Linked DNA regions of Homo sapiens: regions 1, 3 and 4 are each linked to region 2. The links are chromatin contacts, found by Hi-C or POLR2A ChIA-PET in ENCODE. All regions are on one chromosome and are shown on one strand. Each heading gives the region's core, a stretch centred on a gene start or an enhancer-like site at or near the end of the contact. The rest is flanking DNA. Distances are from core to core; before and after follow the strand shown. Region 1 overlaps RREB1 (ras responsive element binding protein 1). Region 2 overlaps GCNT2 (glucosaminyl (N-acetyl) transferase 2 (I blood group)). Region 3 overlaps LOC124901253 (a long non-coding RNA gene). Region 4 holds the start of LY86 (lymphocyte antigen 86).

Region 1 (3,202 bases), core at 70-2,569, 3.4 Mb after region 2:
CAAGTTCTTAATGTCACTTGGAAAATCCTTTTCAATCAGTTCAAAATTCAAAAGATTAAATCACATCTAACTCTATCTGGATTTCCCAAGTGCAAGGGGAGGAAACTATTTTATCAGGTTTCTTGGAAGGGAAAACACATTTTCTCTATTAAAACTTAAGTCCTGGCCGGATGCTGTGGCTCACGCCTGTAATCCCAGCACCTTGGGAGGCTGAGGCAGGCCAATCACCTGAGGTCAGGAGTTCGAGACTAGCCAGGCCAACAGGGTGAAACCCTGTCTCTACCAAAAATATGAAAATTAGCTGGGTGTGGTGGCACAGGCCTATAATCCCAGCCACTCGGGAGGCTGAGTGAGGCAGGAGAATCGCTTAAACCCGGGAGACGGAAGTTGCAGTGAGCCAAGATCGTGCCACTGCACTCCAGCCTGGGCAACAGAGCAAAGCTCTGTCTCAGACAAACAAACAAACAAAACAAAACTGAAGTCCAGCTCATAAAGACTTCATAGAAACCTTCTTCAGACCACCTGATGGAATCAGGCCTCAGATGAGCATCTCAGGGCAGGCAGATGGATGATGGAAAAAGACCAAAGAAGAATCAAAAGGGAGGGTGATGAGAACAGGGCCTTTCTTCTCATAAGCCTGAAAATTACACATAGGTTAACTGAAGAAAATATTCTTCTAGTGCGACTGAACTATCTCCCTCTGAGAAACCACTTCCCACTAGGCCCCTTCGTTCCGCCCCTAACAACCCCGTTCTATTTATTGTTCAGTTTTAAATGACTGGGCAGCTGCTGCCTAGCCATGCCCCTCTAGTATTGACCAACACTGTCACCAGCACCCCCCACACGTAAACCACCAACGAATGAAGCTCGTGGTAAGGGGGCTTAACTTGGAATGTGAACTGTCACCAGCACACCACACTTCCTGCGAACTCTGACAGACTGTCTCCATTCAAGAAAAAATGAAAAGACTACCTTAAGGCCCGGTGGGTAACCACCCAAAGATGAACAAGCGGAATTGCATGGTAGTTAAGGAGTAGGCTCTGGAACCACATCGCAAATCCTGCCTCTACCACTTGCCAGCAGTGGTAAGTGGCCTGACCCTTAGACAGTTAGGGAACCTCTCAGTTCTGCAATTTCCTCATCTGTGAGATGGAGACAATAATAATACTGAAATCATATGACTGTTCTGAGAAATAGATTAGTCAAATCTATAAAGTGCTAAAACCTGTCTGGCACACATGATACCATCCCTCAGTGCTTTTTATTATCATATACATGCTCACACCTGAGCACACATACTGTACGTTCACATTAGCAAGTGTCTATTAGTCCTTCACGTCCCCAGTGATGAGTTCAACAGGTGCTACAAACATTGTACTCCCACTGGGCAGTCATTTTCAAACTTTAGTATGCACCTGGAGAGCTTATGATAACAGATTTCTGGGCCCCACCTCCACATTTCTGATTCAGCAGGGCTGGAGTGGGGCCTAGGAATCTGTGTTTCTAACAAGTTCCCAGGTGATGCTAATGCTGCTTGTCTGGGGACCACACTTTGAGAACCAAAGTGTCATTATGTTCTAGGCTTCAGGCCTAAGCTTCATCTAGTTTATGTGCATAGAGAACCTTATGGAGATGAAATGGAAAAGGAGAATAAAGCAAAGATGCTCACTGCTCAAAGAATATCCACATATTCTTCCATATTTCCTGGCAACCGTATACCTTTGTGGTCAGGCAGGTCACATGACTAGTCCTGGCCAATGAGCTGTGAGCACAAGTACCAGCCATCACTTCCAGACTGCAGCCTTTCAAAGTCAGTATGTAACCCACTAGCTCTTTCCTTGTGGTGGCAACCTGGAAGCATGTGTAATGACAGAGTAGCTATAAGACAAGAGCAGCCTGGATCCCTGGGTTACCACTTGTAAGGGAGCTATACTAGAGAGCTGCCAGACCTGCAGAGGATTCTACACCAACAAGCAACGGCACTTTATGGGTTGAGCCACTGGGATTTCAGGCTTTGTTTGATACTTCAACATAGCTTCGCTTAGCCTGACTTCATTATAAAGAGGATGCCCACATCATCAGTCTTAAGCCCAACCTATCAAACAGATCTGAGATATTTTATAAAATCAGCCAGAATTTCTACCCTACTCTCATTCACTTCTATTCACCAAAACAGATGAACTGTTTTTAACCTCCTATTTTCGGTCTGTTTCTCACTAACTAAAAAAATTATTTACTGCAACATGATTATGTACTAGTTGCTAATAATTTAGAAAGCTCAGTCCGCTAAAATGTATTAAAAATGTGAAAAGTAAATACATTGGAGGATTTGTGTGTGTGTGTGTGTGTGTGTGTGTGTGTATACCACTACTGGAATCCCTTGACTTTAATTGAGTAGGGAGGAGCAAGAGTAAAGGGTTTCAATTTTATTTATGTAATCACGTGTGGACTGATAACTTGTTTTGCCAAAACAGGAGAAAGTGATCTCTTTAAGGGCATCAGAATTTAACCACAAAGCTACTTTTTTTAAAAAAAAATAATAGTTCTACTAATCTAGGAACATTTTGCAGTTTAACATGTAGGTAATGAGCTGTCAACAGTATACAACTTACCAGACTGTGGAATGAAACATTAAAAATATTTTCCTCAAAAAAAAAAAAAAAAAAAAACCCTCTCACAAAGATTAATACCTCCTTCACTGTCACACACACACACCAAAACACATTACAATCCAGAACACCTCAATTAACAACTTAAGACTACAAAATTCATGAAATACACAAAATTAAAAGAATTGGGGAGAGGGAACTAAGAAGTATGTAAGAGAATCGCATAGGACCTTTCAGGTCTGCAGAGCAAAGCAGCACTTCTTTGGAGGGCTATCTTTTAGTGGGATTGACAACTAATCTCAAAGGTGGTGGAATTTCCTGCTAGAATTCTCTCTAGCACTTTCTACAGAGAGCACTGGAACAACTCCTTTGTGTACACACACACATTTTAAAAACTCACTTGCTAAGGAGCTCAGTGACTTCTGCTTCCCACTTAGCACTGGCAAAGCTAAGCACTGAGATGAAGGGACCCTGCTGCTCCTGGCCTTCTCAAGTTCATAGGCCCCTCCAGTGCCTCATTCTCTGGGTGTGTCACATTCCATCTCTTTAGGTACTTCCATGTGGCCAAAAAGGAAAGGAAAAAAAAGGTAAAC
Region 2 (3,326 bases), core at 137-2,636:
CTCCCCTGCCTGTGGTCGCAGCCACAGGCCACAAGTAAAAGTGATGTTTCAAACTGAGTTAAATAAAATACATTCTTTTTTTTTTTTTTTTTTTTTTTTTTGAGACAGAGTCTTGCTCTGTCACCCAGGCTGGAGTACAGTGGCATGATCTCAACTCACCACAACCTCTGCCTCCTGGTTCTCCTAAATCGCTGAAGCGATTCTCCTGCTTCAGTCTCCCGAGTAGCTGGGGTTACAGGCACAAGCTACCACGCCTGGCTAGTTTTTTGTATTTTTAGTAGAGTTGGGGTTTCACCATGTTGGCCAGGCTGGTCTCAAACTCCTGACCTCAAGTGATCCGCCCACCTCGGCTCCCCAAAGTGCTGGGATTACAGGCGAGAGCCACCACACCTGGCATAAAATACATTCTTTAAATTCATATTATCTGCTTCTTTTTACTTCTTTTAATGTGGCTCCTGGAAAATCTAAAATTTGATTTTAGATCTATGGCTCCCATTATAGCATTCCTATTGGGCAGTGCTGTTCTCCCTTCCCATGAGACCACTTCAGCTGTGAGATGTTTTTCTGGACTAATTTTTTTTTAAATTTTTATTTCTGAGATGGAGTCTCACTCTGTCGCCCAGACGCGAGTGCAGTGGCAGGATCTTGGCTCACTGCAACCTCCGCCTCCCAGGCTGAAGTGATTCTCCTGCTTCAGCCTCCCGAGTAGCTGGGATTACAGGCACGTGCCACCACACCCGGCTAATTTTTGTATTTTTAGTAGAGATAGGTTTCACCATGTTGGCCAGGCTGGTCTTGAACTCCTGACTTCAGGCGATCCACCCAGCTCAGCCTCCCAAAGTGCTGGGATTACAGGCGTGAGCCACCACACCTGGCCTGGACTAGTTACTTTACAGAATCCTAATCATAATCCCTCAATCATGACAATGAATTGGAACAATCTCAAAATGTCCCTCGCACACCTGCCAAAAAAAAAAAAAAAAAAAAGCAAAAACCACAACATATACACATCAACCAGAAGGACCCTTACAACGGAAAATGGCTCAGATCTCCACATAGCCGGAATAATAATTAAACAAGACAACCCTTAGGTTTCTAATTCCCTAACCTCCTACATTCAGCCCTGCCTCAGGTCAGGAAAGAGTTGGCAGGGCTTGCCCGATGTGGTGGCTCACGAGGCTGAGGCAGGAGGATCGCTTGGGCCCAGGAGTTCAAGACCAGCACTGGCAACACAGCAGGACCTCGTCTCTACAAAAGTTAAAGTTAGCCAGGCATGGGGGCACATGCCTGTAGTCCCAGCCTCTTGGAAGGCTTGAGCCTGGGAGGTCAAGACCAGCACGGGCTGGGTGCTGTGTGGCTCACACCTGTAATCCCAGCACTTTGGGAGGTTGAGGCCGTGAGCCGTGATTGTGCCACTGCACTCCAGCCTGGATGACAGAGTGAGATCCAAAAAAAGAAAAAAAAGAGTTGGCAGAGCTGGTCAGGGTCCTCCGGCAGTGTTCCTCCACACACATAACACAGAAATGACTTCAGGGGCTAACTTTTGTTAAGTTTCTGAAAAACATGAATTGGTGCATTTGTTTTCTATTGCTTTGCCAATCTGTTACTGCTAACACGGGGTGTAAAAATCCAGCTCCAATAGATACATCGAGTCGAGAAGTCAGGGGGTTTCCCTTAAGTTTCTGTTGAGTCCCCTGATTAGGATCACAGACTCTGAGAGTGGGAAGGGACTCGGAGGCCATCCGGTCCAATCCTTGAGGTTTCCTCAGCAGCACTTCCCCAGCCCTGCTTCCCTTGGCTTTGCTCACCATTGAGGAAGCTGCCCGTTTTATTCCCAGCTCCATGTGTTCTCATCTCCCACCCGCTGGCCCTAGATTCTACTTCCAAAACGACAGAGTTGGTCTAATTTCTCTTTCCTGAGCAAATCTTTTAATTAGGTAAAGACACCGATCCCTCTTCAAGTCTTTTCCAAATCAATTATCCTTTTTCTTTGTCTTGGTCTTCTCTAAAAAAAAAAAAAAAAAAAAGTGGGGATTGGCCTTTTTACCTCCCTGGCTGCTCTCTTTGGAACTGCTGTGTCAATGTCTCCCCGTATAGTAGGGTGGCCAGACCTGAAGAGTCTACATCCTACTCCAAGCACATGGGAGAGAAGTGAGGCTTTCACTTCCCTTACTCTGGACACTACAATTCTATTTAAACAGCTCTGTGCTTTCCCCACCAGACTTTCCTGAGCCCTAATTTCTTTTGATCACTATACTTCCCCTTCTGGCTCTGAGAAAATCACAGACTTAAAGAGAATTCTAAGCCTATGAAGCTTTGTATGCCAATATCTAAAACAAGCACCTGCAATGGTTTACACCCCTGGCTGTACATGAGAATCACTTGGAAGCTGTACAAATATCAATAGTTAGGTCTTGCCCCAAGGAGGGAAACAGGCCCTGGCTTAGTTATTTTTAGAAGCCCCAGATGATCGTAATGTGCATCCAGGGTTGAACCAGCAATCCAAAGAAACCAGGACTGTGATCTTCATACAGGTTCCAGTTACTTTTTCCTTTGAACTGCAAATATGAATTCTTATTTTGAATTGAACTAGCAGGACTAAATTGGTTCACTATAAACAACTTGAGATTATTCAAAAATCATTTGGAACTTGGACCAAAGGAGAGATGGAATTGATTTAGCAACAATTGAGACCTTATTGAAAGTCAACCTAAAAAGAACATCAGGCTTAGGAGACCTGGTTTATAATTGGTGCATTTGCTTACTAGCTGTGGGATTTGAGCACATCATGTAATCACATTGAAGTTTCTTCATCTATAAAATGGAGGTACTAGTCTAGAAATCTTTTTTTTTTTTTTTTTGAGACAGAGTCTCCGCTGGAGTGCGATGACGTGATCTTGGCTCACTGCAACCTCCGCCTCCTGGGTTCAAGCGATTCTACTGCCTCAGCCTTCTGAGAAGCTGGGATTACAGGCATGCGCCACCACGCCTGGCTAATTTTTGGTATTTTTAGTAGAGACGGGGTTTCACCATGTTGGCCAGGCTGGTCTCGAACTCCTGACCTTGTGATCCGCCCACTTCAGCCTCCCAAAGTGCTGGGATTACAGGTGTGAGCCACTGCGCTCAGCCTAGAAATCTTTAAGGTGCAATAAGGTTTTTTTGTTTGTTTGTTTGTTTTAACTTCTTGAAAAAAAATAGAGACAGTGTCTCACTATGTTGCCCAGGCTGGTCTCAAACTCCTGGCTTCAAGAGATCCTCCTGCCTCAGCCTTCCAAAGCGCTGGGATTACAGGCGTGAGCCACCATGCCTGGCCATGCTTTAGATTT
Region 3 (3,275 bases), core at 77-2,576, 4.2 Mb after region 2:
CAAATTCTCAGATTAACAATAGTGCCGAAGAAGCTGCCTACTAGATGGTAGTTTTTTTTTTTTTTTTTTAAAAAAAAAAGGAAGCTAATGACCATGGAGAGGGCTGGTTCCTAACCAGGAGCTGCATCAAAAGCCAGACACTCAGATGCATGAAGAAGTCTCAGGTACCTGGGAGGGAAGGGAGTGTAACGCAGTCAGGAAATGGAGTAGTGCCAAGTATCAAGGCAAAACTGCCTGCAACAAAGTATTTTTCTTTCTCCCCAAGTGTGGCTGTGTATGCAAAACCTGGGCTCTGTTAACAGTTGGAGCCAATTGGAGAAGTGAAGCATGTAAAATTATGTTGAGGGGGAGTCTTGCATGCGGTTTGTGCAGGGTGTGCAGCTATAATCACTACTGAAAGAAAATTAGCTGCCCTAGTCAGATCCTGGATACCTCTAATAGCTTCGGTTTAAGGAAGTAAGGCCAGATGACTGGGTTTTTTTTTTTTTCTTATTATTTTTCAGAAAACACACGAAGTTGGCAAGAGAAAGGACATCTGAAATTCATGAAAATGATCGCGGCACTGGCCTTGCATGTAGACCCCTGGCAACCAGCAACTCTGCAAACACTGTCACTTTCCCATCACTGTGTTTTCTAAGTTGTCTGTGGGGCTCTTCAGTAATGGGGGCTGCAAAGAGTTTGAGGACAGACAGTGAGTCACTTGCTGGCTTTGCTACAGCATCCAGAGACGATCTGAAACAAAGTCCAGGCTGCTGCTGCTAAGTGAGAAGAAAGATAGCCTTTGGGGTCAGCAGGCCCCTTATCATAAACTACTAAATAAGCATGTTTCATACAAACAACAGCCTTCATTTTAAACAGGCCTTACCTCCACTGCACAGACTCCATATGCTTCTTAAGAATCAAACTTAAACTGGAAGATAAAGTCTGAGGTTTGGGATTGGCAGTGTTGTGTATGCTGTCTCGCTGATGTGAAATACTGATAATAAATCCAAAGAAAAGCAAGTATATTTAGTCCAAGAATACCTTCATTTCCTTTCTAAAAACAAAACATGATTAAAATCCCACACAAAGAGGTGAGCCTGCCTGTAGACCGGAAGGCTGGTAAATACATTAACGACACCTTAAAATCTGAGTCTTACCATGCCTTGGCAATTAGACCAGACAGTATAGAATGAAGAACTAAAAGCCGCTTATGGGCCCCTGGGCCACAGATTTCATAAAAAATTAATGCTGAGTGAAATAGAAACCATCTGAACTACAGCTGGCAAACATGTGCAGGGCTTTGATCGCCAAGGCCCAGCAACAAAGAGCATTTTCGGTTATTGTTTGTTCGACTGGGACTTTCTTCTGTCATATTTCCTGCCTATGCTGAAAGGCATTTTGAGACTAGAGAAGAAGTGGTGGGAAGTGAGGGTTGAAATAAAGATGGTAGTTGGCTGTTGTATTTAGAATAAATGGGCAGTTCTAACCTGCTATGGTTAACAACCCTGGTCCAGAGAACATGAGTAAGGGTCCACAGGCAGAGCCACTGCGAGGCACTCGTGAGATAGAAGAACCAAGGGGCAAGGTGTCCAAGACGGATGTTCAATGTTGCTCTTCCCTTCACCGAGAAGCTTAGGGGCTGACCGTAAGTCTTTTGCGGGAAAGGACCTCTCTCTTGCTCCCTGCAAATCCCTTGCAGCACATAACAGAGTCCCTGACCCGTATGAGGGTCCCATAAAAACTATTCTGTTGACAGACCAGAGTGGTAGAGTCACCCCACCTACAGGGGTGGTCTCCAATAGGTACCAGCTAGCTGCCACATTCTAATGTCCCCATCCCCTGCACCAGAAGACCTGTGCCTACACTGCTCAGAGGGTGAGGAGAAATCCAATCATATCTTCCAGGAGCACCATGGGCCCAGCTCTAAGAGAGATCTTGGAATGTGTAGATTTGAAGGGAAATTTTGAGTAAGAGAAAGATAGGAGTTTGGAGAAGGTGTACTTTAGCCAAGACAATGGACTTGGTTTTAAAAATGTCTGTTTGAGTCTGAAATCCGTAATGTGCCAGGTGTGTGATTATGAGCAAGCCCCTTTGCCTCTCCAAGCCTCAGTTCCCTTGTATGAATAAAGCATTTTAGGGAGCACAAATCATTCTTTACACTTGCAGTTATTTAGTGCTCCCTTTTATGTGGCTCTCAGCCTCAGAAGCCAAAGTTTAAGTGAGTGGCTGACTGTTTAAGATAAAGGTGAAATAAAAACCAGTGGTGCATATACAATTCACTAAAAACTTTTACTTTCTTTTTTTGTCAGCAACCCTATTGCTTTCACTGACATAAGAGATTCCACTGACTTTAATTCATTAATTAACTTGTATTTTTGTACATATATTATATGCCAGATTAGGTCCACAAGGAACATATTTGTTATAGGAGGAAAACACAGAATATTTTGAAGTCTATTAAATCGTGGAAACAGACTTGTTGACGAAATTCCAAAACACTAGCTTTTAATATAGTTTCCCCTTCTTGACTGCAGGCCTTAAAGATAGATACAATTTCCTACTCATCACAAAGTCTGTCAATAATAGATAGATAAATATTACCATATTAATTATATTGCTATATATTACAGCATACTCAATATTAGTGTTGTATTATTATTATAAACAGCAGGTTAGATAAATATTTATTTGATGAATGTGTCTCAGTTATCTATTGCGATGTAACACACTATCCCAAATATTAGTGGATTAAAATAACAGCCACTTTGTTTCATTGCTCACAATTTTATGATTTTGGCAGGGCTCAGCAGGGCAGTTTCTCTCTGCTCCATGCACCATCAGCTGCAGCTCCTTGACTGGGGCCAGAGGATCCACTTGCCAGGTGGCACACTCGCGTCCTCACTCGTGCTGCAGGTTGGCAGAGATGGCTGATGCCTGGGCTCCGGTAGGATTATGAGGCAGCTGGACTCCTCTCCCTCCCTGCACATTCTCATGTCCCCACCGCTCCATGTGGCCTCTCTGTATGGTTTCTCCATGTTAGCTGGACTCCAGGAGTGTAGCTAGACTTCTTAATGTTGGTTAAGGGTTCTAAAAGCATGAAAAGGCAGCTGTTAGGACATCATATAGCTTAGGTGGAGAACTGGCATAGGGCCACTTCCACTGCACCCTGTTGGTTGAAGCCAGATTCACTGTGGAAGGGGACTACACATGGCTGGGAATACCGGGAGGCATGGATGGTTGATCCATCCTTGGAAACTAGCTAATCCCAAATGAATAAATGAACACAATCATTA
Region 4 (3,433 bases), core at 543-3,042, 3.9 Mb after region 2:
TTATCCAAGATTTCACTTTCCAAGGTTTCGGTTACTCTCAGCCAACTGCAGTCCAAAAATATTAAATAGAAAATTCCAGAAATAATTCATTAGTTTGACATTGAGCATCCTCCTGAGTAGCATGATGAAATCTCGTGCTGCCCAGCCCACCAGGAACACGAATTGTCTAGAATATCCATGTTGTCTCTACTACCGGCCTGTCCGTCACTTAGTAGCTGTCTCATTTATTGGGTCCAAAAACCATAGTATATGTAGGGTTCAAAACGATCTATGATTTCAGGCATCCACTGGGAGTCTTGGAACGTATTCCTAGCAGACTGGGGGGGGACTACGGTATCTTAGAATGTGACTGTATGTGGAGATAGGGTCTTTTTTTTTTTTTTTTTTTTTTTTAAGACAGAGTTTCGCTCCTCTTGCCCAGGCTGGAGTACAATGGCACGATCTTGGCTCACTGCAACCTCCACCTCCTGGGTTCAAGCAATTCTGCCTCAGCCTCCCAAGTAGCTGGGATTACAGGCGCGTGCCACCATGCCCAGCTAATTTTATATTTTTAGTAGAAACAGGGTTTTTCCATGTTGGTCAGGCTGGTCTTGAATGCTTGACCTCAAGTGGTTCACCCTCCTCAGCCTCCCAAAGTGCTGGGATTACAGGTGTGAGCCATCATGCCCTGCTGGAGATAGGGTCTTTAAAGAGCTGATTAAGCTAAAGTGAGGCCATGGAGGTGGGCCCTAATCTGATATGATTGTGTACTTATAAGAAGAGGAGATGAGGACACAGATGTACACAGAGGGAAGAGCACATGAGGAGACAGGGAGAAGATGCCACCTAGAAGCAAAGAAGAGAGGTCTCAGGAGAAACCAGCCCAGCTTCCAGAGCTGTGAGGAAATAAATCTGTTATTTAAGTCCCCAGCCTGTGGTGGTTTGTTATGGCAGCCCTAGCTGACTAAGACACAGCCCGATTGGTTGGTTCTGACACTTCTTACCACAGTTCACTGCATTCTCTTCACTGAATTGCAATTATCTGTTGGCGTATTGGGTTGGCCCGCTGGGGTGACAGGCCTGGCATATGCACTTTTATTATCTCTAGCACTGAGAAACCCTGGCATTGATAGCTGCATGCGAAGTGCTTGCTGAATTCATGAGAGCTACTGCTGCAGTGAAAGCTCTGAAAGTGTCCAGAGAGGGACAGGAATCTTCTCTTTGGGCAGAAGTGATCTTTTCACTTCACTTGCAAAGTACATCAGATGGAAAGGTAGCCCAGGTGTACGGTGTTGAGGAAGGGCCTACTGGAAGCTGCTTTTCCTAATTTTCAGCTGGTGAGGTTTGATGATTTGGTAGACTCACTGATCATTTTGTTCTTTTTTGGGTTCTGTGGTGTTAGTAAATGGCTATATTTAGATTCAATTTCTCTTTCTTGTACTCTTTGTTGTTCTGCCATTCTCTTCCGCTCCCAGTCCTGGCCCCACCGCTCCTTCTTCCAAAAGCTCCCAGTGGCCCTCCCAGACCTGCTGCAGGTGGAGAAAGTGTTCAGCTGCTGGTCCCCTCTCCCCTCCCACCCCAACTCCAACTGAGCACTAGCGGCTCACATCTGTGGGCCTTGCTTTCCCCATAAACACACATGGGTGTACTGCAAGGGCTTACCGCAACTCTGGTAGAGCACTTCCAAGCCGCTGTCGCTACAGACCACGTGTGTGGGCCAGGCTTTCCCACCGCCGCCTCCACTGCAGCTGGGAAAAATCAGAGTCCAGAGGAAGAGAGTGGCTGTGAAACCCTTCATGGTGGGGGCCTGTATGGGACACACAGAAAAATAACCGGCCAATAAAAAGCCTGTAAAATTTCTTCCTCTCCCCTCACCAAGGCAGTTGGATGTTCAGTTTCACTTCTCAAATTTTAGACTCGCTGGGAACCACAGTCAGAAGTAAAAGGCTGAGAGCAGAGGCATTTGAATACTGTTCCCCCAGGACCTTGAATCTACAGGTGTGGCTGGTCTGGTCTGGGGTAGGATGCGTGCTGACTTTCTGCTTTCACAGGGAGAGGGTCAGTAGTGATGCGTGAACTTACCTCTTGGGGGCCCCTCAGAACAGCCTCCACCCCCAGGTGAGGCTGTAAACTTGGGAAAGACAAAGCGCAGGCCACCATCTGTTTCCCATCTCCAGCCCCCGAGTCTCTGCAGGCTCTTGATGCAGGCTGTGTATGGACCCAGGGACCTGGCTGCAGCCAGCAGGCAGCAGTTGATAGCACGAGGGCTACAGAATGACATTTGGAATCTGGAATGAGGCTTTGGCCCTATTGTCACTTTCCTCTCCTCTGGCTTTGGCTCTGCTCTTAGGTTTGGGATTTTAGCAGTGAATTGTCCAGCTGCAGAACAGACCTTGTTTTGGGAGCTGCAGATGTGGTCTCTGGAGATGAGGCAGAGGCAATAGCCCTGAGAAGTGAGCCGTGTTCTATTTCTGGGTTTGGCTTGGTAGAAAAAGTAGGAAGGGTGGGGAGGTGGGGCCACCCTTAAGGAGGCTGGTTTGCTGGTTTTGGTGTTAGTGGGATCATTGACATCACATCTCACTTTCTCTTCAAAGCCAAGATTCTGTCTTCCTTCTTCCATGTATCTCTATTCTGCTGCAGGACAGCAAGGTTTCTCAGTCTTGATTCCTCAACCCCGCCCCAGCTTCACCTTAATGTAAGAGGACCAGAGTCAGTGCCAAGGTCAGCAGATTTCAGGAGCAATAGAAAACACTATTTTCCCTGGGAGGAACAGCATTTTTCTGAATGCACTAGGTAAATTTACTATTTCTGCTGATGGCTAAGCAAAAATTAGAGTTAGCTCAAAACTTTTTTTGAAATAGGTGGAACATAATTACCAATAAATTAATTGGTAAATAATTTGGATTTCTTGATAGACATCAGAGAGTGGTCATTTGGAGAAGGAACAGTTGTGGATTGATTATTTTTAGGTACCTCTGCAAATAAGTTCAGTGATGATGGCTTTCAACAGCAGTTCTCAAAGTGCGGCCTGGGAAGATGACAGCCTCAGCTTCCACTGGGGGCTTGTTAGAGATGCAAATTCTGGGCTACTCAAGACCTATTAAATCAGAAACTCTGGGGGGCGGGACTCACCATTCTGGATTTTCACAAGCCCTCCAGGTGTGCCTGATGCAGTCTCAAGTTTGAGAACTGCTGGCTTTTACAGAACATAAAGCGAAGGTTGAGCCCCAAGGGAGTGGTGGGAAGTTGCTCTAAGAAGAGACAAGGTGGCCCCTCTGGCCTGTGTGAGCGGAAGGCAGCTGCGCTGTGAGCAAGATCTCGGGAGATGAGAGTCTGAAGCTTATGGTGAGAGCAGCGGCCCTGGTGGAAGCGTGGTAGCCCCTAGAAGGTCCAGGATGGAACACAGAAGCTTTCCCTTGGGATATGTGAGTGCTCCAGCAGTTGTAAAGAGAGC

The links. Hi-C counts contacts between places; a loop is a spot of excess contacts on that map. ChIA-PET counts read pairs that join two places held with the same protein, here RNA polymerase II (POLR2A). Pooled maps may share reads with other maps.
Region 1: a loop to region 2 is called in a pooled map, with 4 times the contacts of the local background. The contact joins two enhancer-like sites. A Hi-C loop is called at or near these places in 2 of 50 pooled maps. POLR2A ChIA-PET finds 5 or more read pairs at or near these places in 2 of 52 experiments (H1 and HepG2).
Region 3: a loop to region 2 is called in a map of OCI-LY7, with 15 times the contacts of the local background. The contact joins two enhancer-like sites. A Hi-C loop is called at or near these places in 1 of 168 maps with a recorded cell type or tissue (OCI-LY7), 1 of 37 single-sample maps with no recorded cell type and 4 of 50 pooled maps.
Region 4: a map of B cell shows a loop between it and region 2 (25-fold over the local background). The contact joins the promoter of LY86 here to the enhancer-like site in region 2. A Hi-C loop is called at or near these places in 2 of 168 maps with a recorded cell type or tissue (B cell and OCI-LY7), 2 of 37 single-sample maps with no recorded cell type and 3 of 50 pooled maps.

The regions. Positions count from the first base shown.
Region 1 is chr6:7,152,573-7,155,774 of GRCh38, reverse strand. All of the region lies in intron 1 of RREB1 (ras responsive element binding protein 1), which reads right to left. Among named protein-coding and RNA genes, the nearest start is that of RREB1, 46 kb to the right of the region's middle. Within about 2 kb of position 1,319, at least 5 of the 41 ENCODE cell types and tissues checked have a DNase peak (open chromatin) inside an H3K27ac peak, as active enhancers do.
Region 2 is chr6:10,530,576-10,533,901 of GRCh38, reverse strand. The region is part of intron 3 of GCNT2 (glucosaminyl (N-acetyl) transferase 2 (I blood group)); the gene reads right to left. Among named protein-coding and RNA genes, the nearest start is that of GCNT2, 11 kb to the right of the region's middle. Within about 2 kb of position 1,386, at least 6 of the 41 ENCODE cell types and tissues checked have a DNase peak (open chromatin) inside an H3K27ac peak, as active enhancers do; they include B cell and OCI-LY7, where a contact is called at or near this core.
Region 3 is chr6:6,329,547-6,332,821 of GRCh38, reverse strand. It overlaps LOC124901253 (a long non-coding RNA gene), which reads right to left. Exons shown (of 2, transcript XR_007059428.1): 2 at 2,655-3,069. Among named protein-coding and RNA genes, the nearest start is that of F13A1, 11 kb to the right of the region's middle. RefSeq lists an enhancer at 961-1,010. Within about 2 kb of position 1,326, at least 3 of the 41 ENCODE cell types and tissues checked have a DNase peak (open chromatin) inside an H3K27ac peak, as active enhancers do; they include OCI-LY7, where a contact is called at or near this core.
Region 4 is chr6:6,587,079-6,590,511 of GRCh38, reverse strand. LY86 (lymphocyte antigen 86) reads right to left here and starts at 1,792. Exons shown (of 5, transcript NM_004271.4): 1 at 1,642-1,792. The coding sequence starts at 1,777. All of the region lies in intron 1 of LY86-AS1 (LY86 antisense RNA 1), which reads left to right. RefSeq lists enhancers at 3,266-3,395, 3,406-3,433.